Regions from separate parts of the Homo sapiens genome. Here region 2 is linked to region 1. A link is a loop called in an ENCODE intact Hi-C map of the cell type or tissue named here. Cell type or tissue: PC-3. All regions are shown on one strand.

Region 1 (2,500 bases):
AAAATATATAAATTTAAATGGTTTTATTTCTGGGAAATGTAAAAAGCATTATATATATGTAATACACACATTTCTTAAATAGAGAATACTTGCAAAACAACTACATAACATACCGGAAAACAATCAAATCCCTCAACATTGTGATGTTGCACAAGTCCAAAACTGGTTGTTAAAGGAGGGCACTGAATCTATTAAGGACCAGGAGCGGCTGATGAGGCATAGGTAAGATTAAAGTTGAGGCATATTTTATGGGTATGTTGTGGACCCAAATAAGCTGGAAAATACTAGAAAGAATTGAAGACAATTTAAGTACTGGACACCATTCTCCTGGATCCCTCAGAGTGTAGAGGAAGGAAGTGAAACCAAGAGGTGGAAGAATTTTCTACCAGAGGGGTTAGGGTTGCTGGACGCCCAAGGGATAAGCCAAACTGGTTATTGAAAGAAAAATTAGATTCAAAATCTTTCTATATTAGAATATAGAAACAATATATTCAAACAATATATTCAAACAGTAACAGCTTTTTAAGATTCATCTTTAAGAACTGACAGCATTTTTTGAGGAAGTTAGTGCAAAGTCAAAAAAAGTAAGTTTGGAATAACTGATGCCAATATATAAATATGTGCTGTCTATAAAAAAGATTGTAAGCTCATTTAAATATGACTCAGTCATATTCAATCATGGCCATTCCATGGACAAGCCCATTTCTTAGGAAGTAAAGGATGTTATAGTTCTTTTTCCTTCACTAGGGATGCAGTAAGGAATTGGGCTGACTTTTATTACCTGACTTTTATATTCATTCCATGGTTTCATTATATGGTATTATTGCCATAATACATATTGATGTACCAGAGATCCAGACTACAGATGAGAGATTTGTTCAAGGACTTGTAAATTACAAGGAACCCAGTGCCCAGTTTTTCTTAGAGAATTCAAATGGACTGTTTTTTTTTTTCCACATTTGAAGTTACTGTTTCAGTTATTTCAGCCTTTTTTGCAAGGTCATATTCTTAAACCTACTGAGTTATGAATGCTTACTGTGCAAAATGTTTTGAGTAACTTTGCTCTGCTTTTTACCATTATCTTTGCCATTATATCAGATACTTGTGTAGTGGAGAGACCTTATAATAAGTAAAACATGGTGAGCTGGTGGGTTAGGCTGTTTTAAAGGTTTATAAACAGGACTGACAGAAAAACAGTAAAATTCTTGTAGTTCAAGAAATGAAAGGCAAGCAAGGAAGTGGTTTGGGAATGGCATAGCAGATGATGCCATCATAAAAGAAACAGCCAATTCACCTTTAGCAATATTTGCACTCTTACTCAGATATTTGGATATGATAAGTAGAAAACTAGAACAACTTGAACGCACAGCAGAAGAACAACGCCTATTCCTAATGGATAGAGAAGAAAGACGACAGCGGGAACACACAAGAAGAAAACTTACTCTTCGTAGAAAAATAGAAGAGGTGAGAGACAACAACTTTAAAATATTAACAGAAAAATTGTGTACAGTTGTTGCATTTGTAAATAATTTTAACTGTACATTGTGCTGCTTGAAGTCATTTCAGTTCAAAATAATTTGTTACCATTAAATTTTCTTCATAGCTATAATATACAAGTTGTTACATAAAATAATGAGGTGGATACCACAAAGTACGTATATAAGCCAATTTCTGCTCTTAAAGAACAGTTAGAAAGTTAACTAGACACTATTTAACTCTCTTAATGCCCTTATTGTGGAGACAAAATTTTTTTGAAATTTAGCTTTAGTAAAAAGTATCATATTTGCATTCCTAATAAGAGTGTAGTAAGAAAAGTATATTCTAAACCGAACGTATGCCTTTCATTATGCTTAACCTGATTTCTGTTAGGCCCTGACTTGTTTAATATACTTTTTGGTGGGACAAAATACAAAGATATTGTTGTGAAAGGCACACACACCAAGTGCAGTAACATTGTGATTTCTAGGAATGGAAGACAAAAGAGATGTTACTTCTGACAAGGATGGCAGAAGATGTTAAAAGAGAAGAGAGGATAGAAGAACAACAGCATAGAAACAGAGAAGAGAGTGACAGGAAGGTAGGGTGAGCTTTAACCTCTAACTTGAGCTGTTCGAAGAGAAGATTTTGTTTTGGTTTTTTGAAGTACAAATCACTTTGTGAGATGACTGTTGCCCAGTTACTCCAAATGATATGCATGATATAAAACTGCAAGTTATGGACATTTTTAGTATTTTTGACTATCATATAAAAAGTACTGCTCTATTATGTGATATAACTATTTTTGGCTTTATTTTTACACCATAAACCATACTTGTAATTACTATGAAAAAATTAAATGACTGATTAACTTTTTTTAGAACTAGCAGTTCTTTGTCAGATTTCTCAATTTTTCCTCACCAGTTAATTTTATTTAGCTTAACTTTTTATCTTTAATAATATATAAGATTTTGTGATTTAGAGTGTAAATCAATAAAAAGAAAGAGAAAAATCCTACCACCAC
Region 2 (2,500 bases), 110 kb after region 1:
AAAACATGATCCAACTATATGCTGCCTTACTCTGGATCCAAAGAAACAAATTTTTCAAAAAAGAATGGAATAACACATTCCACGAAAATATTAACCCAAAGAAACTTTGGGTGGCTATACTAATATCACACAAAATAGACTTTTGGTCACCTACTGTTCCAAGACCAAAGAATGACACTACATATTGATGAAATGGTCAGAATTCAGTGGATAAATAGTTCTTAAATAAGTTCAATATACCACTTTCAATAATGAATAAACATCTAGACTGACCAATAAGTAATTAGAGGATCTTGAACAAAACTATAAACCAATGAGACCTAGTAGATATATAGAACATTTCCCTCAACAACAGCAGAATACACAAGTGTACCTAGAACATTCTTCAGAATAGACCATATGTTATGTCACAAAACACACCTCCATAAATTTTAAAATGTAGAATTTTACAAAGTAGCATTTCTAAACAAAATGGAATGATGTTAGTTATCAATAAGTATAGGAAAAATGAAAAATTTAACAAATATTTGAAAGTTAAACAACACACTATTAATCAATAGAGTCAAAGAAGAGATCACAATGGGGGTCAGAAAATTCATATAAATTTTTAGAAAAATTATAATAAATAGTAACAAAACATAACAAAGCTTGTGGAATGCAGCAAAGGCAGTGCTCACTGGGAAATTTATAGCAGTAAACGTCTACATTAATTAATAATATATATAAAATCAATAACCTTAACATTACATGTTGAGGTAGAAAAATAAGAGCAAAATAAACTCAAAGCTATTCAAAAGAATGAAATAAGGGATTAGAGTAGAGATAAAGTAGAGAATAGACAAATAATAAAATCAATGAAGTAGAAAATTGTGTTTTTGAAAATATCAACACAATTGACAAACCTTTAGCTAGACTGACGAAATGTTGAGTAAACTTTATCACTAATGTGATGCTAGCTTCGGAATTTTTATAAATCTCCTTTATTATATTGATGAAGTTTCTTTATTTTTCTAGTTTCCTGATGGTTCCTGCCATGAAAGAGTAGTAGTTCTTGTCAAATGTCTTTTCTGCCTCAATTGAGATGACCATGTTGTTTTTCCTCTTAATTGTATTAATGTGGCGTGTATTAGTTTCCTAGGGCTATTATAACAAAGTACCACAAATTAAATGGGTGAAAAAATATAAATCTATTGTCCCAGTTCTAGAGACAAGAATGCTGAGATCAAAGTGCTGGTATGATTGTGCTCACTCTGGAGGCACAGGAAAGTATATGTTCCAGGCTTCTCTCCAAGCTTCTGGTAGCTGCTTGTCTTGACACAAGTATTCACATGGTATTTTCCTTTTGGTGTGTGTCTTTCTCTTCACATCACATTCCTTTTTAATAAGAACATCAGTTACATTGGTTTAGGGACCCACCTATTCCAGTGTGACTTCATCTTAACTAGTAATTACATCAACAAAGACTCCTATTTCCCAATAAAGCCACATTATAAGTTACTGGGGATTGAAACTTTAACTATTTTGAGGGAGTGCTATTAACCCCTACCATGGTGTGTTAAATTGATTGGTTTTCTTAATTTGAACAACCCTTGCATTTCTGGGATAAACCCCACTGAGTTGTAGTTTAAAATCTTTTTAATATGCTGTCAAATTTAGTTTTATAGCATTTTTGTTAGTTTTCTCCCTATCTATATTCACAAGAAATATCAGTGTTTAATTTTGTTTTCTTGTAATGTTTTTATATGGCTTAATATCTAGGTAATGCTGACCTCCTAGAATGAGTTAAGAAGTGTTCTTTCCTCTTTTATTTTCTTAAGATTTTGAGATGAATTGGTGTTAATTTTTTCTTAAATGTTTGGTATAACTCACCAGTGAATTCATCTCTTCCTGGACTTTTCTTTGTTGGAAAGTTTTAATGTTTAACCACAGCTATTCAACAACTTATTACAAATTTCAACCAGAACAATTAGACATTTACAAAAATGAAATGCATCGAAATTGGAGAGGAAGAAGTCAAACTGTGTCTATTTTCAGATGAGAAGAAAAATTCTGTGTATATAGCAAATCCAAAAGAATCCACAAAAAGGCTAAAAGAGCTAACAAACAAATTCAGCAAATGTCCATTATGCAAGATACACACACGCGCACACACACATACACACACACACAAATTATGTTTCTACGGACCTGAAATAAATATTTTTTAATGTAAGAATGTATATTAGTCTATTTTGCATTGTTGTAAAAGATACTGGGTAATTTATAAAGAAGAGAGTTTTATTTGGCTGAAGGTTCTGCAGGCTATACATGCATGGCACTAGCATCTCCTCAGCTTCTGGTGAGTTCTCAGGAAGGTTTGACTCATAGTAGAAGGCAAAGGGAGAGCAGGTGTGCCATATGGCATAAAAGGGAATGAGACATGCCAGCCTCATGTAAACAACAAAATCTCACATAAACTCATTACTGTGGGGAAGGTACCAAGCCATTCGTGAGGAATTCA

Evidence for each region. A loop is a pair of places that touch in the nucleus more often than their neighbours do. Peaks named below come from ENCODE experiments on the same cell type or tissue, not always from the same donor. Only the 100,000 strongest peaks of a DNase experiment are listed, where the experiment ranks them.
Region 2: it touches region 1 in a loop (3-fold over the local background); 1 of 110 quality-filtered maps calls a loop at or near these places.

Annotation. Positions count from the first base shown.
Region 1 is chr2:185,745,347-185,747,846 of GRCh38, forward strand. It overlaps FSIP2 (fibrous sheath interacting protein 2), which reads left to right. Exons shown (of 23, transcript NM_173651.4): 5 at 83-222; 6 at 1,323-1,464; 7 at 1,967-2,077. Among named protein-coding and RNA genes, the nearest start is that of FSIP2-AS2, 6.1 kb to the left of the region's middle. In PC-3, no CTCF peak of the experiment used is centred here; a DNase peak (open chromatin) is centred at 1,295; H3K4me3 peaks cover 1,474 bases; H3K27ac peaks cover 2,070 bases.
Region 2 is chr2:185,856,492-185,858,991 of GRCh38, forward strand. No RefSeq gene overlaps it. Among named protein-coding and RNA genes, the nearest start is that of FSIP2-AS1, 58 kb to the left of the region's middle. In PC-3, no CTCF peak of the experiment used is centred here; no DNase peak of the experiment used is centred here.